Linked DNA regions of Mus musculus: region 1 is linked to region 2. The links are chromatin loops, found by intact Hi-C in ENCODE. Cell type or tissue: heart. All regions are shown on one strand. Links, peaks and the distances in the headings refer to the core of each region. The heading gives the core; the rest is flanking DNA. Region 1 has its middle 20 kb from the start of Gm32249. Region 2 holds the start of Krt222 (keratin 222).

Region 1 (9,012 bases), core at 630-8,629, 55 kb before region 2:
GGCTCCTGTCTGGCCTTTGGGGGTTCACTAACACTTCCTTGACATTACAGTAGAACCCGCAGCTCCTTCTCCAGGACCATGTGTACCTCTGTGCTACCATGCTCCCCACCATGATAAAAATGGGCTAAACCCCTGAAACTGTAAGCAAGACCCAATTAGATGTTTTCCTTTATAAGAGTTGCCATGGTCATGGGGAGCAAGACACAAAGGTACAATGTCCTCCAAATGTGCCGTGGACAGGTGAAATCAAAGCCTTTCCCACATCTAGTTATGTTTCAGGGCATACTCATCTCTCTCTGATTTTCTTATTACGGTACTGGGTCAGAACTCAGGGTCATGCACAAAGCACTCTATCATTAAACTACTTCTTCCATCTCTTATTATTGAAGAACACAGGTTCTTGAAAGAGAATGTATTGAGGTTTTGTCTTTTACTGTCTATGGCAATGCTAAGTCCAGGCCCCCAAGACCTGGAGTCTGCATGTAGTCCCTGGGACCCTGCCTCCAGGTTAATTCTGGTTGGCGAATAAAGATTCCGGTAGCCAATAGCTGGGCAGAAAAGGCATAGGTGAGGTTGAGATTTGGGGGGTTGCAGGCTTTGGAAGGGAGGACCAGGAGGGAGAGAAAGAGGAGGAGAAGCGACTATTAAATAGGAGAACATGGAGGAGAGGAGGAAGAAGAGCCACCATGGGCTAGCTGAGCTGTAAAAAATATGGCCATGTGGGCTGGCCAGTTGGAGCTAAGAGCAGCCTAGATGAAACTTAGTAGTATTGATAGGAAAGTAGATTCTAACAGCATGGAGGGCAAGCAAGTGCTTAGCTACAGTACTGCCTAAGGCATATTAAAAATATGAAGGCTGTGTATGCCTTTCATCTGGGAACACAAATGGTCTAAAGTGGGGAGGAAGCACTGGGCCAAGACTTTTAATATTTTCTAATACAAAAATCCTAGAAGCAGGTGGCTCAGGCTATAACCACTTGGTATCTACACCTATATCAATCCATTCACCCACCCACCCATCCATCCATCCATCCATCCATCCATCCATCTACCCATCCACTCATTTATCTATACTTCTGTCTTAGTTAGGTGAACAGACACCATGACCAAGGCAAGTCTTATAAAAAACCAACATTTAATTGGGGCTGGCTTACAGGTTTAGAGGTTCAGTCCATTACCATCAAAGTGGGAGCATTACCATCAAAGTGGGAGCATGGCAGTATCCAGGCAGGCATGGCGCAGGAGGAGCTGAGAGTTCTATGTCTTCATCCAAAGGCTGCTAGTGGAAGACTGACATCCAGGCAACTAGGGTTAGGATCTTATGCCCACACCCACAGTGACACACCCATTCCAACCAGATCCTATTCCAACAAGGCCACACCTCCAGATGGTGTCACTCCCTGGTCATCACACCATCCATCTACCTACCCATCCATCTAACTACTCATCTATCCATTCACCCATTCATCTATCCATCCATCCATCCATCCACCCACCCACCATCTACCCATTCATCCATCCATCCATCTATCCATCCATTCACCCATTCACCCATCCATCCATCTACCCACCAACCTAGCCACTCATTTACCCATCCACTCTTCCATTGGACATTTTCCTAGATTTTGTTCACAAATATATGATATATATTCATCATTGGGGACATAAGGATAGAAATTAACCAAATTTTTCTCTATCCCTGCCATGAGTCAGGTTATGAGGACATGTATAGACCACATCTTTGGGTAGAAGACAAACATGTAATGTCTCTCTGTAGTTGGAAGTAGAGATTTGGCAAAATTGCATCTCAACATCAGGGTAGCCATTCATCAGATTGTTGTAGTTCATATCCAGCAGGTGATGAGGCTCAGTGTCTCTTAAAGGTGAGCCAGGGCCACTTTTCAGCCACAACTCATGACCTTCACACAGTCCAACCCCTTGGGACATGCACCATCTTTTGAACTTTGCTAACCCTGAAGGATAAGTACACAGTATGACTGTTTTTTATGATTCTCAGTAGATGGGGGAACTCTTCCCTAAGCTTAATGATGTCATTGGTGCCAATCTTGCTGGAGTTACAGAGAACCCCTATTTTTTTCTATTGATTCTTTAGTCTGGTTTCCCTTGGACCCTGTTGCAAGGGAAGCAGGCTAGGGGCATTCCTGGGTTCTCTGTGCAATTGAAATGCCATCACAGCCACACTGAGAACCAGTGGATGGTAGGCATAGGCAGTTAGCATAACATTGGGGCCAATGCCTTCTCCAGGGCTGCTGGAAAAGGCTGTCACTCTCCCTTCCTAGAGGACATCTGCATAGGGCTGTATAGTGGAGTGTTAGACTGGCAGGCCTTTAGTGTTCTTCTAACATTGTTTCTTCTGATCCAGTGATTTTGTTTGTTTGTTTTGATTTTGTTTTTCAAGACAGGGTTTCTCTGTGCAGCCCTGACTGTCCTGGAACTCGCTCTGTAGTTCATGCTGGCTTTGAACTCAGAAATCTGCCTGCCTCTGTCTCCTGGATGCTCAGATTAAAGATTTGTGCCACCACTGCCCAGCAATCCAGTGTTTTGTTTTGTTTTGTTTTTTCTTTTTCTTTAAGGGCCATGATCATTATAGGACCATCAGAACCCAGTTTTGCGGAGTCTTTCAGAAAATCTTGGTTGAGAATGGAACTCTACCAGTGTTGTCTTAGTTCTATTATGTCAGCTGCGAATCTGAAGGATTTTCCCCTTCCTGGGCCTGAGGCAGAGAAGAGGAAGTGAGAACAAGAGGGGAGAGTTCTCTTACAGTACCTCTTACAGTACAACAACAACCAAAACCCCCTTGGGTTTGAGGAGCACTTAGGGCTTTTCTGTAGCCTGCTCCCCCATTCACAGCCTTTCTCATTTGGTCCTTAGAGCTCCCCCAGTGGAAGGTAGACTTCTGAGCTGCCCCAATTTTATTCTTTTTGTTTCTGACAGGGGGGATAGTCCTAGGAGAGGGTTCAGGTCTGGCCATTTGGGAAGGAGGGAATGATGCAGTCTGGGGAGATGCTGGAGTTTCTGAGATTCCTTGCAGGACCATAAACAAGAGGTAGCATTCTCAGGGCACTCAGATTGGGCCCCGATAATTAAGGAGGAAGAAAAGCCACCAGAACAGGTTCTCAACTGCATAGGGACCCAAGGCCAACTTAATGCAAACAAGAGCCGGCCTTATACCACAGCTCCGTCACCTCCTGCATGGCACTTCACAGAAAGCCTGAGAGCATTTGCGTAAGGCCACAAACACCTGGATGCTTCTTGTCCATTCAGTCCCCTAGGACATCAAGAAAGTCACTGTCTCAAATTCTCCACTCAACCCCCATCTCAGTGCTCAAGGCTTCTCCCCAGGGAAGGCAGCCCTTGACAGAGAAGGACAGGTTAACCTAAAGGAAAGAGACTAGCGGTGGAACACAGAACATGTAATAGCTTCATCTACTTGGAAACAAGGCTCTGGGGTCAGAGGTTATCATCTTCAAAGGTCACCATTCCCCTCCACTCCCCCATCATTCACCCCACTGTGTACCAACAGAGACAGAAGTCGCCGGCACAAACCTGTGTAGAATCTTTCCGGTCTCACCCTAAAAACTAACCCTCCTCCCAACCCTGCAGGCTTGGTTGATTTCTATAATGTCATAGCCCATTTACAAAGCGTTCTGTGTGCTCCCCAGGCCAACAAACTGGTCTATCATTCCCAAGGGCCTTGGTTAAGGGTCCCCTGAGTCTAAAATCCTGGCCCCGTGAGACTTTATCTCTCCAGACCCTCAGGTGGAGTTCGCCTCCCTACCTCTTCTTTTACCCCCGTGTCTTCCCGAGCACAGAAGAGCAGACAGGCTGTCAGGCAGGATTTGCCTTCCGTTGTATGCAAGTCAGGATTTGCTATCAGTGTTGCAGAGCCAGGGAAAGGGGAAAGCTCTGAGCAGCAGGAGCCTTGGGCCCAGCTCCGAGGAGAATCGTGAAGACCGAAGAAAGAAATGAGAAACCTTGGGTGGCTCTCACCTGTGTGGTCCTGTGAGGCAGAGAAGGCAGGAGGAGGATGACTGTCCCTCGGAGGGATGGCTGGCGGAGAGTTCTTAGAACTGGGCCCTTCTCTCTTAGAAAACAGAGAGAAGGAGATGGGACAGGGCTAAGCTGGAACAAGAGGGGAGAAGTGGAGGGGAGGAGACTGGGAAGAGCTCTGGTTCTCAGCCCAGACTGAATCCCACCCTTGGAGCAGTCATCCTGCCCAGGGGTCCAGGGCTTGTCTTTGAGCGTGAGTGGGAAGGGACCCTGGGCAGTATGCTTTTCTTTAGCCCCGAAAGAATGACAAATGGCCCCTGCACTTGATCTTTGTCCAGCAGAACGTCTGGCACCTCTTCTAACCACTGTGACCTCCTGCTCCTCTTCCAGTCCTGAGACTCCAAACCCTAACCAAGCCCAAGCCCAAGCCCAAAGGAAGTAAGAGAAAGCCACCATGATGTGTCCTTCCCAGCCAGTCTCATCTACAATCCATGTCACATACCCTTATTCTCAATACAACTAGGCCACAGAACAGTCTTTCCCAAACACTGACACTGGAATGTATAAAAACACACTTTTATATGATTTATCCCTACCCCCCACTCCACCCAGGCCTCCGGGCTTTCAAAGTTGTTCTGACTCCGAATCAATCTTTTCCAGTGCAAAGCAGAGGGCACTGGACTGGGAGAGGCTACCCTGGGAGCTGGCCCTGGTGCTCCAGTGTGCAACTCGGAGGTCCTGTAGCCACCTGGGTCCTGTCCTATGCTCAAATTGCTCTTCCACTTGACAAAGCACGGGGACCATATCACACTGGACCTCATCTGAGCCAAGTAAGGCTCTTGGCAGATACTGAATAATGTTGAATGAGTGAAAGACCAATGATTAACGGCCCAAAGGAAACTTAAAGTTACCAGCCTCTCTGCCCAGCCTGGGCTGCCACGGCTGACACAGCGTTCTGTCCCACTGACTGAGTCAGAAAGTTCCCATTTTCATTCTCTGTTCTCATTTCAACCGTAAAGATGAAGGTAGGGTCGCACGGGTCCCTGTCCGATCCCTGTATATAGCTTAGGTTCAGCTTTATTTAGCGAGATGACCAACTTGTTTCAGTTAGCCCAGGGACTTTCCCACAGTTGTGGTAAAATGCCCTTCCTCAATCTCAAACTGAGCGGAGTCAGATTTTGTCCGAGGTCCCTGCGGCCAGTTCTTGCCAAGCTCCTGTAGAGGGCGCTAGAGGCCAAGCAGAAGAGGCGGCTCCTAACCTGCCACTTCAGGTGGTTTGTAACAGCGCATCACAGGCGCTATCAGCCCTGGGATTATTGCTTCTCCCCTTAACCTTCCCATCAGGAAGTGCTGTCAGAGAAAGGATGCTTGGGTGAGATGCAGTCCCTATGCTTGTAAACTTCTCTGGTCCCGCTCCCCCTTGGCTCTTCTCTTCCTTCTTTTTTTGAGACTGGGTCTCACAGTGTGGCCCATGCTGGCCTGAAACTCATGTAGCCCGCCAGACTGGCTTCAAATTCACAGCAATCTTCCAACGTCAACTTCCAAGTGCTGAAGTCGTTCAGTGTGAGCCTCCAGGCCAGGCTTACTCTCCTTTCTTGATCCTAGTGCAGTAAAATGCTTGTAAATAAGTTGGCTTGTTGCAGGCTACCAGACTTCCAAACGGTCCTGTGCTAACTATCCGGCATTTCAGCTGCACTGACCTAGAACAACTCAGACCAGGAGTGGAAAAGTTGATTTTGTAAGCAAGGGACTCTCCCTCACCCAACTTTAACCCTTTTGAGTTCTTGCCTGGATTTCTGTAACAAAAGACAGATTAACAAGAAAAAAAAATCATGCAAAAAATGTAAACGTTTTATGGAACAGTAGAACCTTATAGAGAATGAAGACTGTATGCAAGGGGGGTGCAGTAAAGAAACTGCTCGCGTGGGCCACTCCATTAAATGTTTTGGTTGTGAATAAGGGAGGGAAATTATCCAGAGGCATCTGGAATTGTCCAGAGAAGAGAGAAAGAGAAACGGTTTGGATATGGCCAGGGCTCGAGAGCAGAGGATGAGGAATAGAGAGATGGAGGAGCAGGAGAGGGAGGTTGGGGACAACATTGCCATTATGCCATTACGTGGAGAGTGAGTGGGTATCTGGGAGATAGGAAGCCTGGGGAGGTGAGGAGAGACAGTAAGCCATTAGGAAGGCTTTGAGGTGTCTAACAAGTACTAGTGAGTAGTAGAGACTGAGGGAGCCTGGAGGCAGGATGGGCTTTGATGTGCTGATAAGTGCTATAGGTGTTCTTATCAATGGAGAGTCATTTCCCTTCTGCTGGAGGCAAGGCAATGATTGAGGACTGCTGGCCTCTACCAACCTGCCAGAAATCCTTCTGTTGTCCGGCTTGAGCTTCTTTCTTGACACCCGGGATGAGAGACCTAACAAAGACCCTAGGAAACAGGTGTGCAGGTGTGTGTGTGTGTGTGTGTGTGTGTGTGTGTGATAGGTTAGTGGCAGTGCAAAGTCTTCCACACCCCACAGGACAGGGTGAGGGTGGGTACTGGGGGAAACTGAGGGCAGGAGAAGCAAAGCTGGTATATTGGGGAGGCGGCAGGCTAGTTTAACCCATTCCCCATGTCTCTCTTGGGAACAAGGATGGTCTCTTCCAAAGTCATAGGGAGGACTCCTCTCGGTGCTGTCTTGAGACTTAGTTCAAGAGGAATGCAGAGAGACCATTTTTCAAATTTGATCTACTAAAATATTCAGTATTTGGGGGACATCACGTTTTTAATTTTTTTTTAAAACCTCTTGTGGAGCACCGCCAACTCCACCTGCATGTGGTAACACTGACCACTTGGTGAAACTGCCTATGCCTTGCCTGTTGCCAGGGTTCTGCCCAAGCTACGGACACTGTTGGGCTGACTGCCATATTCTAAGTCAAAGTGGGGTCAATCTTCCTAAGTTCCTTCTCCACAGGAAAACCTCTCAAACCTGGGGTTAGGAGCCAAAGGCTGATGCTGCACTCTATGGCAGCTAAAACTTAAATTCTGTCCTGTATGAAGACCGACCACTGCCCCCAGTGAAGCCATCGAGACCATAGGAGCCCAGGGTGACAGTCTAGGTAGTGGTAAGTCTCTGTCATTCTAACTGAGACATTATTTGGTTTCTATAATTTATCCTTCTCAGATTTCTGATGGTGTTGGTAGCTTCATCAATTTAGCAGCAGCAGCAGCTACCTGGCCGATGCACATCATATATAAAAACCATGTCTTACTTTTCTAGAGCTATTGGCTCAACTGATTCAAAAGACAAACCAACAGACAGGTTTGCCTACTAACAAACTTCATATTGAAGGATACACAAATTCCAGATGTAGCTTTTACTGTTTAAAGACACTTGCTTTGCAAAGACTGCTCTCAGTAATCAACCATTTATAATTTATATAGGTATACTGTAGCTTTGATTGCTTTAAGGTTTACTTTTAACGATGGTTCTTTTTTTTTTTCTTTTCTTTCTTTTTTTTTTTTTTAAGCTTTTCGAGACAGGATTTCTCTGTGTAGCCCTGGTTGTCCTGGAACTCACTTTGTAGACCAGGCTGGCCTCAAACTCAGAAATCTGCCTGCCTCTGTCTCCCCACTGCTGGGACTAAAGGCGTGCCCCACCACACCCGGACGATGGTTCTTTTTTTTTTTTTCTTTCTTTCCAATTTTTTATTAGTTATTTTCTTCATTTACATTTCAAATGCTATCCAGAAAGTCCCCTATATCCTCCCCACCCCCACCCCCGACCTTGCTCCCCTACCCACCCACTCCCACTTCTTGGCCCTGGCGTTCCCCTGTACTGGGGCATATGATCTTCATAAGACCAAGAGTCTCTCTTCCCATTAACGATGGTTCTTAACTGCTTTAACCTCCCTTGGAATCAACTACCCACCAGAGATAGTGGAAAAGAACGGATATGGGAGAAGTGGACCCGTTTACAAAGGTTCCTTGGAGGAACTCTCAACTGTGTTGTCTGGAAATCGGCAGTTCAGTTCACAGGTTTGCAGTGGCAGCTCGATCCACACACAAACACCTCACGAGTACACCAGCACTCCAGTTGGATAGAGTTGGGATAGCAAACACCAATCAGCTGCGGTGGCACCACCCAGCAGAGACAGCCAAGCCTCAGCCTCTACACAAGTCAACAGCAGGAAGGACCAAGAGAATCGCCAGAAGTTCTCGGGTCGTTCCTTCGCCTCTCTCAGTGAAGCGAAGATTAGAGAATACTAGAGACCAACAAGCATTATACAGCTAGCTCTATGAGCAAGCCTAGCTCAGCCTCCGTCACTGCCCATCTGTGGAGAGCCGTGCCGCGAGCAATGGCGTGTGTGCCGTGAGCAATCGCCATTATAAGATGGCGCTGGCTTCCACTGCGCCTAACTAGTAAACAAGCCTTATGCACAAGTGCAAGAGTGAACTCACGCCTAGTCACTGCCCATCTCGCTGCGTAGTAATGGGGTGATGGGCGAGCAACGAATCAGGAGCTGTCACGCCACATCAGGTGCTGAAACGTCACGCTGCGGGCTATATAAGCAGCACCGTTTTCCCGGTTTCGGGGTCTTCCCTCCTGATAAGTAAGCAATAAAAGCTTTGCCGCAGAAGATTCCGGTTGTCCTGAGTGTGTTCTTGCCGGTGGGGACAAAAGCTCGGGCAATACCCATCCTCTATGGGTCTTGTCGCACCAGGTGTCTTGCTCAGCACGTGAGTCTGTTCTAGCTGACATCACTCTGCCAATCAGCCGGAGTCTGCAGAAGTGGCAAGAAAGCTGCAGCACACCACCACGAGTTTGTTGGTGTGTTTCTCTTTATGGAGTTCTGACAAATGCTGCTTAGCTACTCAGTGTAAGGCGGACCAATACATGTGTGTTGTTAGTGAAGAATCTTTCATCACATGTCTTTCACGTGCTTGCTTTAGCAAAACATCCTCTCTCCTGTGTCTCCTTCAGTGAAACGTTCCTTCATGAGTCTGTCTTAGCTTTTCAC
Region 2 (9,012 bases), core at 620-8,619:
TCTTCAGTACTGAATTTTTTTTTTTTAAACCATACATAACTAGATAGCTTTCTACATTTCAAAATAATTTTGTAGTTATTCTTTTGGCAAGAAAAAAAGAAGTCCTTTACACTGGGATTAACTTACTGTTATTCTGAATTATTTGATTTTTTAAAAAATATTGAAAACATAATGTCAAAGGTGAAATCAGGTTGCTAGGGGCCTATGCTTTGCCTTTCTGGATGAAGGTATTGCCGCTAAGTCTAACAGTCTGAGTTCAAGCCCCTGGTCCCACATGATAAAAGGAGAGAACTGGCTCACAAAAGTCCTCCTCTGACTTCCACATGTGCACACAGTAAACCAACCAACCAACCAACCAACCAACAAACCAACCAACCAACCAACCAACCAACCAACCAACAAACAAACATAATTTCAAAAAGGCATGCTAGAAAAGTATTAACTATTTTTCCATTAAAAATCTCAATGACATGAATGCAAGAAGCCAGTGGTTAGGAGACTATAGATAATAATAACAATACACAATCCAATTTCTCATAGCAACAGTCAGGAAGCCCCAGTCCCACAATCAAGTACAACCAAATTTCTCTCCATATAAGCTGAACCCTGAGTGAGCTGATTACAGCCAGTGGGTGGGAAAGAGCGAGGATTCGGGCTAACACTCAGTGGCCTCCATAGTTCTGCGCTCTCTCTCTCTCTCTCTCTCTCTCTCTCTCTCTCTCTCACCCCCCCCTTCTCTGTTGTACACACTGGGCAGGTGCCCTGCCAGCAAGCCACCTTCCCAAGTCGCCTCCTCTCTCTAATCTGCATAGGCTCTGGGGCGCAAGGAGCCAGTTGCCTTGAGCTCTTCCTTACCACAGCGTGGAGAGACTCGATTTCCACTTGCAGGTGGTGGCACTGCCGGCGGGCCTCCTTGAGTTCAGCCTGAGCTGCCTTCAGAGCTTCCCCATCCTTGTCCATTTTTTTGGTTATATCTTCCTCTAGCTGTAAGAAAGTCAATAATAACAACAGCGCACAAAAAAACCAAAGGGCACTCTTGAAAGGGAGGCGTTCAAAAGCAATCACAGAACAATTATATAGGAATCAAATCACCTTTTCTACTTCTATTAGATTACAAGTGTGCATTCTGAGCTGGAGAGATGGCTCAGTGGTTAAGAGCACTGACTGATCTTCCTAGAGGTCCTGAGTTCAAATCCCAGCAAGCACATGGTGGCTTACAAGTGTGTGTTCTGGTGTTTTGTTTATTAATTGATCAAATGCTCAAGCTAGTCAATCTTCTCTGCTATAAAATGATCTTAGAAGTTCCTTCTAACTATATCAGCCTATGAAATAAAGACAAAGAAAAAAAGCACATCTGTTTTAACGAAATTTTTTGAGACAAATTTGTGACCTCTGATCCTTTCCTTTTTTTGAATGTGTTAATAAGAAAGATCATTTGAAATTTAGTGATTATTTTCCACATGTTTTGTAGGCTGCTTCATAGAGGCAGATGCACATCAATTCTGGATGTATGGACTAGGAGCAGACACTGCTAAAAAACATGATTACTAGACTAGTGAACTGGAAACTTAAGTTGTCGTAGCCATCGGTGTTTGTTTGTTTGTTTGTTTTTTCTGGTTTCTTTTTCGAGACAGGGTTTCTCTGTGTAGCCCTGGCTGTCCTGGAACTCACTCTGTAGACCAGGCTGGCCTCGAACTCAGAAATCCGCCTGCCTCTGCCTCCCAAGTGCTGGGATTAAAGGCGTGGCCGCCACGCCCGGCTGTCGGTGTTCTTAAATGAAGTTCTGTGCTACAGAAACCCTTTTACTTTTTTCAAGATGATGTTTTTAAGAAGGAATCTTCAGTTTGGATATTTGGGATAATAAAAATGATTTTGTGTGTGTGTGTGTGTTTGTGTGTCCGTGAAGGTGTGTATGTGTGTGTCCATGCCGGTGTATTTTTGTGTGTAGTATAGCCTGTGTATATTACATGCTGGAGTCAGCCTCAGGTGTAGTTTCTCAGGAGCTTTGATTTTCTTTTTCATTTTTTTTTAGACATGGTCTCTCACTGGGACCCCGGCTGGCTGACTAGGCTAGAATGGCTGGCCAGTGAGCCCCAGGGATCTATGTGCCGGTCTCCGGATCTCACTGCTGGGATGGCTGGCCAGTGAGCCCCAGGGATCTATGTGCCGGTCTCCGGATCTCACTGCTGGGATCACAGTGTTCACCACCATGTTTCACTTTTACACATAGTCCTGCAGATCAGGATATAAAGACTTTTGTAAACAAGATAAGGCTACCGGGACCACTAGTTTTTTGAATTCTCGTTGGGGAGCTGGCAGATAAACTGTGTGTTAGATTCCTAAGATGGTCCCTAGTGAGCCACACCTCCCCCAAGTTCACATCCGTGATTCAAGGTTGAATCAGGCTGTCCTGAGTCTTGCTGTGACCAATTGGCTATGGTAGAGGTGACAGACGCTGTGCAGATTCTAGGCTAAGCCATAAGAAGCCTGTCAGCTTCCACGTCATGTTTTTGGGAGCCCTGGGTCATCATTTTAGAAACCTGGATACCTGGTTAGAGAGGTCATATAGGGAGGCTAGGTAGAGAGGGACCCGAGGCCACGTGGAGGGGGCAGGTAGCAGGCTCAAGGATCTCAGGCTAGCCTTCCAGTAAGCTCTTGCCAAGGTCCCAAACACATTAGCCAGTCACTTTGGTTATGCCAGTCAGTAGGGCACCACCCAGAGTCCCCATCCCCCAGCCTCCTCATCCTACTGAATTACAAGACAGGATGCGTTGGTCTAAATGTTAGGTTGTTGAGTTTTGGGAGGTGACTTACTATGCACTACTTGTTAGCCAAAGCAACTGTATGTTTATTTTCCGGATTTACTTGCATCGTTCTAGGGCTTGAACCCAGGGCTTTGCATATGTTACAATAATATAATAAACCGACTTTGTGAGTTACTTGGGAAAACACATTTCTCTCAAGAACTTTTATGTTACAAAACGTTTTGCTTTTTTTTTTTTTTTTTTAAATTCAAAGTCACTTCAAGCACTGGGACTTGTAAATTCAACTTATAAGTTTACTTTGCAAAATTTTTATTTGGTTTATGATTTTCAAAAGTTGTCCTCTCTTAATATTTTTCTCTATCACGTGGGAAGAGAACAAACTTCTCCTCCATCTAAGCCAAGAGCCCGGTGACCTTGTTTAATCCGTTGAACTGATCATTCTTTTTAAAAACCAAGACTATTACCCACAGGCAAAATTTATAATGATATTGCAATAAGTTACTAACGAAACAAAGTCCTGTGATTTTTTTTTTTAGCTATCATTTTTTTGTTGTTGTTTTGTTTTTGTTTTTTGGCCCTGTTCTTAAGTAAACTCTTTGCTGTGTCCAGGTGCTGGGAATACAATTTGAACCCGGGTATAAGAGGTAAGCTAATAAAACCGTCCTGAGTTTCTGAAACTTTGTTTCCCAAATATTTGCTTTTAAATTTATTTAAATTTGAGGCCTTAATTATTAAAGGCAGGTATTACTTTGAAACTGAGTAGACAGGATTTGAATTGAGCCTTGGTCTGAGTTGGCTCTGTTTCATTTATTTATTTTAAATATCTTGCAAGCTTTGTGTCGGAAGTAAACAGTTCTTCTACCCCCAAAGCAAAAATGGCTACTTTTAAGTGTAGAGTCTCTCACTACTCAGCTGGGGGGATTTTGATTGTCAGATCTGTATTCTTGGTTCTCAAAGCCACATTCACATGCTCAGTTGATTCTATTTATAACAGTCAGTATGAAACCAAGTGCTTGGGAAATATGATAGAAACCTTCTAGAAATATTTTTCTTGCTTTTTGTCTCCCCCCAGAGTGTGCAAGGCAAACAATCTTGACTATCAAGCTTGGAGTCTACAGATGTTATTTAAATTGCCTCTATAATTAACTCCATAATATCTTTGAAGAGTTGTTTGGAATGCTTCCTTCCTGAAAAAAAAAAAAAAAAAAAAAAAAAAAAAAAAAAAAAAAAACCCAAAGAGGTCAGAGAGCACCATTTTATTGCTTGTTGACTCCATGTTTTAGTAATGACGGTCACCTTACGATCTCTATAAAATCCCAATGCATCAATCAATATTTATTGAATGGTTATTCAACAGCACAGCCAAAGGGTTTTCTCCCTGCCTGCCACCCCAGACCCAGTGCAGGAACACCTACATCGCCTCCCCAGTAGATGCTGCGTGGAAAAGGAGATACTGTACCTCAGAGAGGCCGGGACAGGAATCGGGTAGACATGGACTGTCTCCTTATCCTGAAGGTGCCTGGCTGAATGAAATCATTACCTGGATCCGCGTCGACAACACCGTCTCTATCTGATTTCTGGTGAGGAGCTGTTCATAGTTTGCCCTGATCTCATTGAGGAGCTGGGACAGCTCCATTCTTTTCCCATCCTCCACCTTGGCTAACTGGACCTTAGCGATGGGATGAGCCGCTGCGGCAGAGCCTGCCCTGCCTGCGTCGCCAGAGCAGACAGCCCCGCAGAGCCTTAAAGAAGCAGAGATCCATTTCCCCCACCAGAAGCCGGGGGAAACTCCAGGGTTGCTAATTAATTATGCAAATGTTGAGAAACCCTTCCCGCCCATTGTTGTTGATACAGCAGAGACCTTCGGAGTCTCCAGGAAGAGAGGAAAATGACACCCACAGGGTCACTGCAAAGGTTTCCTATGCAAAGTGAATGCTTTGCCTGTGGGGGTGGGGTGCTCACAACCTTAAGCAAATTGTAGTTAGCCAGTCACAGTGGGCAGGCATATTATCTTAGCACTCAGGCAGAATGATCTTGAGTTCAAGGTCAGTCAGGACTTCGTAGTGAGACCCCTGATGGAGAACAAAACAACAGAAACAACGACACCCAAACAAACCACCTCCCAAACCCAAAATAAAACACGAAATTTATTTAGCTTTTCCAACATATTGCTTAGGAATTAAACTGGGGGGCTTTAGAAATGGCTCAGTGGTTAAGAGCACTGACTGCTCTTCCAGAGGTCCTGAGTTCAATTCCCAGCAACCACATGGTGGCTCACGACCATCTGTAATGGGATCAGATGCCCTCTTCTGGTGTATCTGGAGACAGCGACAGTGTACTCATATACATAAAATAAATAATTCTTTTAAAAAAATAATTATACTGGGCTCCAAATATGATAGTTTAAACTTTTCTTTATAGTATTTTAAAAAAAAATGTTTTGATTTTTTAACAAAATGCTAAAGGAGAGGGAAGGCAGAAGGAAACAAAGGGTTAAAGGAATACAGGTGACAAGAAGCAGGCAGGGACTGGTTCAGATGAGACAGGTAAGGTTGTGGGTGGTGGTGAAGGGCCATGGCGGAGGTGGATGCCTACAAACAGGACAATGTCCCATGGAAGGAAATGGTGAAATGGCTTCCCTGTGACTTTGTATGCTAACTTAAGAAAATTAATTTTAAAAACCCCGAATGCTACGGAAAGTCCTCTGAATGTGTTTGTACATGTCCAGCGTTCTGACAGCTACTCTACTCTCGAGTGAGGCAGATGACTGTCATGAGCCGTGGTTCTCAAACGGCCGGCCGTGGACGCCAGCCCAGGAGTAGAGTGTGAGGGATTGAGGTGGATTCCTGAAGTCACTCTTATTCCAGATGAGGCGAGGCTGGAGACGGGCACTGGAGCAGGGTGGGAGCCAGGAGTTAATTCTACCAGGCTTGTGAAATGGAGCCCTTCGGCCCCTGCAATGGGACCCCCACTGAGGGAGACTTTTGCTACTAGAGAGCAGGTAGAGAACACGTCACACTGAAGGGACTCACCCTCAGCTCTTCCAACAACGGTGTTCCACCCAATCTTTTCATTCTGGGACCTGTAAAGATGGAAGAACTGTGGTCAGAGGGGTCAAGTGTCCTACCCAAGGTGGTTCATTGAAATGACAGCATCACTGTCTTAGGGACTTTTGACTGTATGCTGAACGCTGTGCTTGCTTCTTCCTTCTCTTCTCCCGGGGATCTCCAGTCAAGATGGCAGCCTTGTTAGATGCGACTGAAATATTTTTGAGAATGGGCCTGTTGTTTACAGAGTGAATGAATGAATGAATGAATGAGATCTTGGTTCTAGAACCCAGAGGGCCTTTGATATGCTTTTAAAAAGTGTGTGTATGTGTGTGTGTGTGTGTGTGTGTGTGTGTGTGTGTGTGTGGTTTTACACGGGCACAGGTGTGGCGGTCAGAGAATAATTATCCGGAATCATCTCTCTTCTTCCATAATGCGACTCCAGGGATCGAACTCAGGCCGTCAGGCTTCTTGGCCAGTGTCTTTACCAGCTGACTCGTCTCGTGAGCCCACTTACTGCTCCTTTAAATTTCTGAGTTAACTTATGAGTGTAAGTTTTTAATTTATGCTTGTGTATACAGGTCTGTGTATGTGTCTGTGTGAGTGCATGGATACGTGTGTATCTGGATACCTGAGGGGATCAGAAGAGGGCACTGGATCCTTTGGAGCTGTAGTTATTGTGTGAGTGAGACGCACAAAACGGGTACTGGGACTCAAACTCTGCTCCTCATGACTAAGCTTTTAACCATTAGACCACCTCTCCAGCCCCCAAATTAAACTCAGTGTAAATCCAGGAGTGAAACACTAAATGCTCCTTGTTATTTCAGGTTGATCCTGCCCTGATCCCTGCTGAGCTAGATGTGATGGAGGTCCGGCTTGTCAGTCTGCGCTGTAAGTGGGTCTCCCAGCATTTTGTGCACCTAGGCCAGTGCCTCTTGGTGAAATACAATGTGAACTATAAATCTAAGCTGTGCATGAAGTTTTGAGTGCTCTAGGAATTGTATCAAGAGATATTAAAAAGAAACAGGTGAAGTCAATTTTAATATCACATTTTGTTTAATCCCATATATCGAAAATATAACAATATAAAATATTTACACACTTTTTCTTTTGATAACCTCTTTAAAACGCGAGGAGTATTATATAGCCCACCTCAGTTTGGACAAGTCACATTTAAAGTATTCAGTAGAGGTCTAGGGGGTTGGGGGTGGGGAACGGCTCAGTGGTGACTTGCCCACGGCACAAGGGTGAGAACCTGTGTTTGGATGTCCAGTTCTTGCGCAAGAACTGGAGGGAGGGGCTGCCTCAGTTTCTATTCCCTGCCATTGGATCCCCTTTCTCACTATTTGGACTGCCAGGTTGGGCCTCAGTGGGAGAGGATGTGTCTAGATCTTCTGGGACTGAATACCCCAGGGTGGGATGGAACCTTTTTGGAGCAGGAGAAAGGAGGCAATGGGACGGGGCTAGAGATTTGTAAGGGTGGGACTAGGAAGAGAGGAGGGAGGGAGCTGTGCTCGGGATGTAAAGTGAATAAAAAAAAAATGGAGATAGTGACACGTGTTTAAAACTCCAGCACTGTGGGGGTAAAACAAGCAGATCCCTGCAATTCTTGGTCCAGCCTCCCTTCCCAGACTCATGAGCTCCAGGTCCAGTGACAGACCCTGCCTCAAAAAGAAGATGGAGAGTGACTGAAGAAGACACCCAGCTCCTACCTCTGACTTATACACACATGTACCCATGTTTATGAATCTACACAAAAGTGCACATACACGCAGTACACACATACACCAATAAATAGTGTTTAATGGGTTGGGGAACGTATTCAGTGGTAGAGAGCTTGCCTAGTGTATGCAAGGTTCTAGGTTCTACCTCCCGCACCCTGGAGGGCAGGGGAAATGTGAGTAGGAGCTACTGGACACAATGTAAATCTGAAATCTGAGCCCCTTGCTGGGAACACTCCTTGTACACACCAGGAAATGCTATTCACATATTTACATGTGCATAAAAGCAATAGCACCAGACTGGTTCTGAAGGGTCCTCTGAAACCCGTGACATCACATAGGAGGGACCCACAGACCTGTTGCCAAGGCAACAGCCACCATATACCCAGAATCCACTTGGCTCATCTCCTGATGATGAGATTGTTTGTTTTTCGAGACAGGGTTTCTCTGTGTAGCCCTGGTTGTCCTGGAACGCACTCTGTAGACCAGGCTGACCTCAAACTCAGAAATCTACCTGTCTCTGCCTCTCAAGTGCTGGGATTAAAGGCGTGCGCCACCACGCCTGGCTTTAATCTCCCACCTTTACCTGTGTCACCCATATATAAAGTCTCCCCCATCTCTCTCTCTTGCCCCTCTTTCTTCCAATAAACCTCAGGTGGAAATGTTTGGCCTGGTATGGTCCTTCTGAAGCCCCGAGATGGTCAAGATCATAACAGTGAGTGCTCACACATGTGCAAGCATGTAATGTAGCTACTTTTGAAAAAAAAATCACGCTCTTTATTAAGGAACCAGTCACAATAGCTCAACATCATCATCAGTTGGGTTCATGCGATTCTTGGTGACTAGCTGTAGGCTTCAGAATCCTATCAGGATAAGCCAATATGGATGCCATTCTTATGGAGATGATCATCAATTCACTCTCAAAGTGCCTGGCCTGTGTGTTCATTGCGGTATTCACAACAGCCAAGCCCTGGGAATACGCTATGGGTGGGAGGTGGAGTAGAATCTGGGGAGCTGAAGGTCAAAGGGCACAGTGTGTCAGCTAGGGAAGATGACTAAACTTAGAGATCTATTGTTTAAATTTTAATTAATTAATTAATCAGTTAATTAATTTTTAATGAGAGAAAGTCTCTCTATGTAGTCCCAGCTGTTCTAGGACTCTCTTTGTAGACCAGGCTGGCCTTGAACTCACAGAGATCAGCCTGCTTCTGCCTCTACCTCCAGACTGCTGGGATTTGAAGGTGTGCAGCACCTCTCCTGCCAAGCTTAGAGAGCTAATACACAGTTAACAAAATGATATGGTATGTGGGATTTTTATCAAGTAGAGTTTAGTTGCCCTTGCCATTAAAACAGTAACTGCGTGAGATGGTAGATGATTTCATTCCCTTCATCACTGAAATCCTTTCCCACCTCTGTGTACACCACAGTGTTATGCTGCAGGCTTTAAATACACACCATAAAATTCTTGTAAAAAAACCA

The links. A loop is a pair of places that touch in the nucleus more often than their neighbours do. Peaks named below come from ENCODE experiments on the same cell type or tissue, not always from the same donor. Only the 100,000 strongest peaks of a DNase experiment are listed, where the experiment ranks them.
Region 1: it touches region 2 in a loop (2.9-fold over the local background); 13 of 42 quality-filtered maps call a loop at or near these places.

The regions. Positions count from the first base shown.
Region 1 is chr11:99,184,242-99,193,253 of GRCm38, forward strand. No RefSeq gene overlaps it. Among named protein-coding and RNA genes, the nearest start is that of Gm32249, 20 kb to the left of the region's middle. In heart, for the core only: a CTCF peak has its summit at 5,228 (motif pointing right); no DNase peak of the experiment used is centred there; H3K27me3 peaks cover 2,784 bases.
Region 2 is chr11:99,239,638-99,248,649 of GRCm38, forward strand. Krt222 (keratin 222) reads right to left here and starts at 4,510. Exons shown (of 6, transcript NM_172946.3): 1 at 4,306-4,510; 2 at 856-984. The coding sequence starts at 4,401. Gm32385 (a long non-coding RNA gene) reads left to right here and starts at 4,258. Exons shown (of 4, transcript XR_389025.3): 1 at 4,258-4,345; 2 at 6,640-6,703. In heart, for the core only: CTCF peaks have their summits at 3,829 and 5,085 (motif pointing left); a DNase peak (open chromatin) is centred at 4,374; H3K4me3 peaks cover 880 bases; H3K27ac peaks cover 710 bases.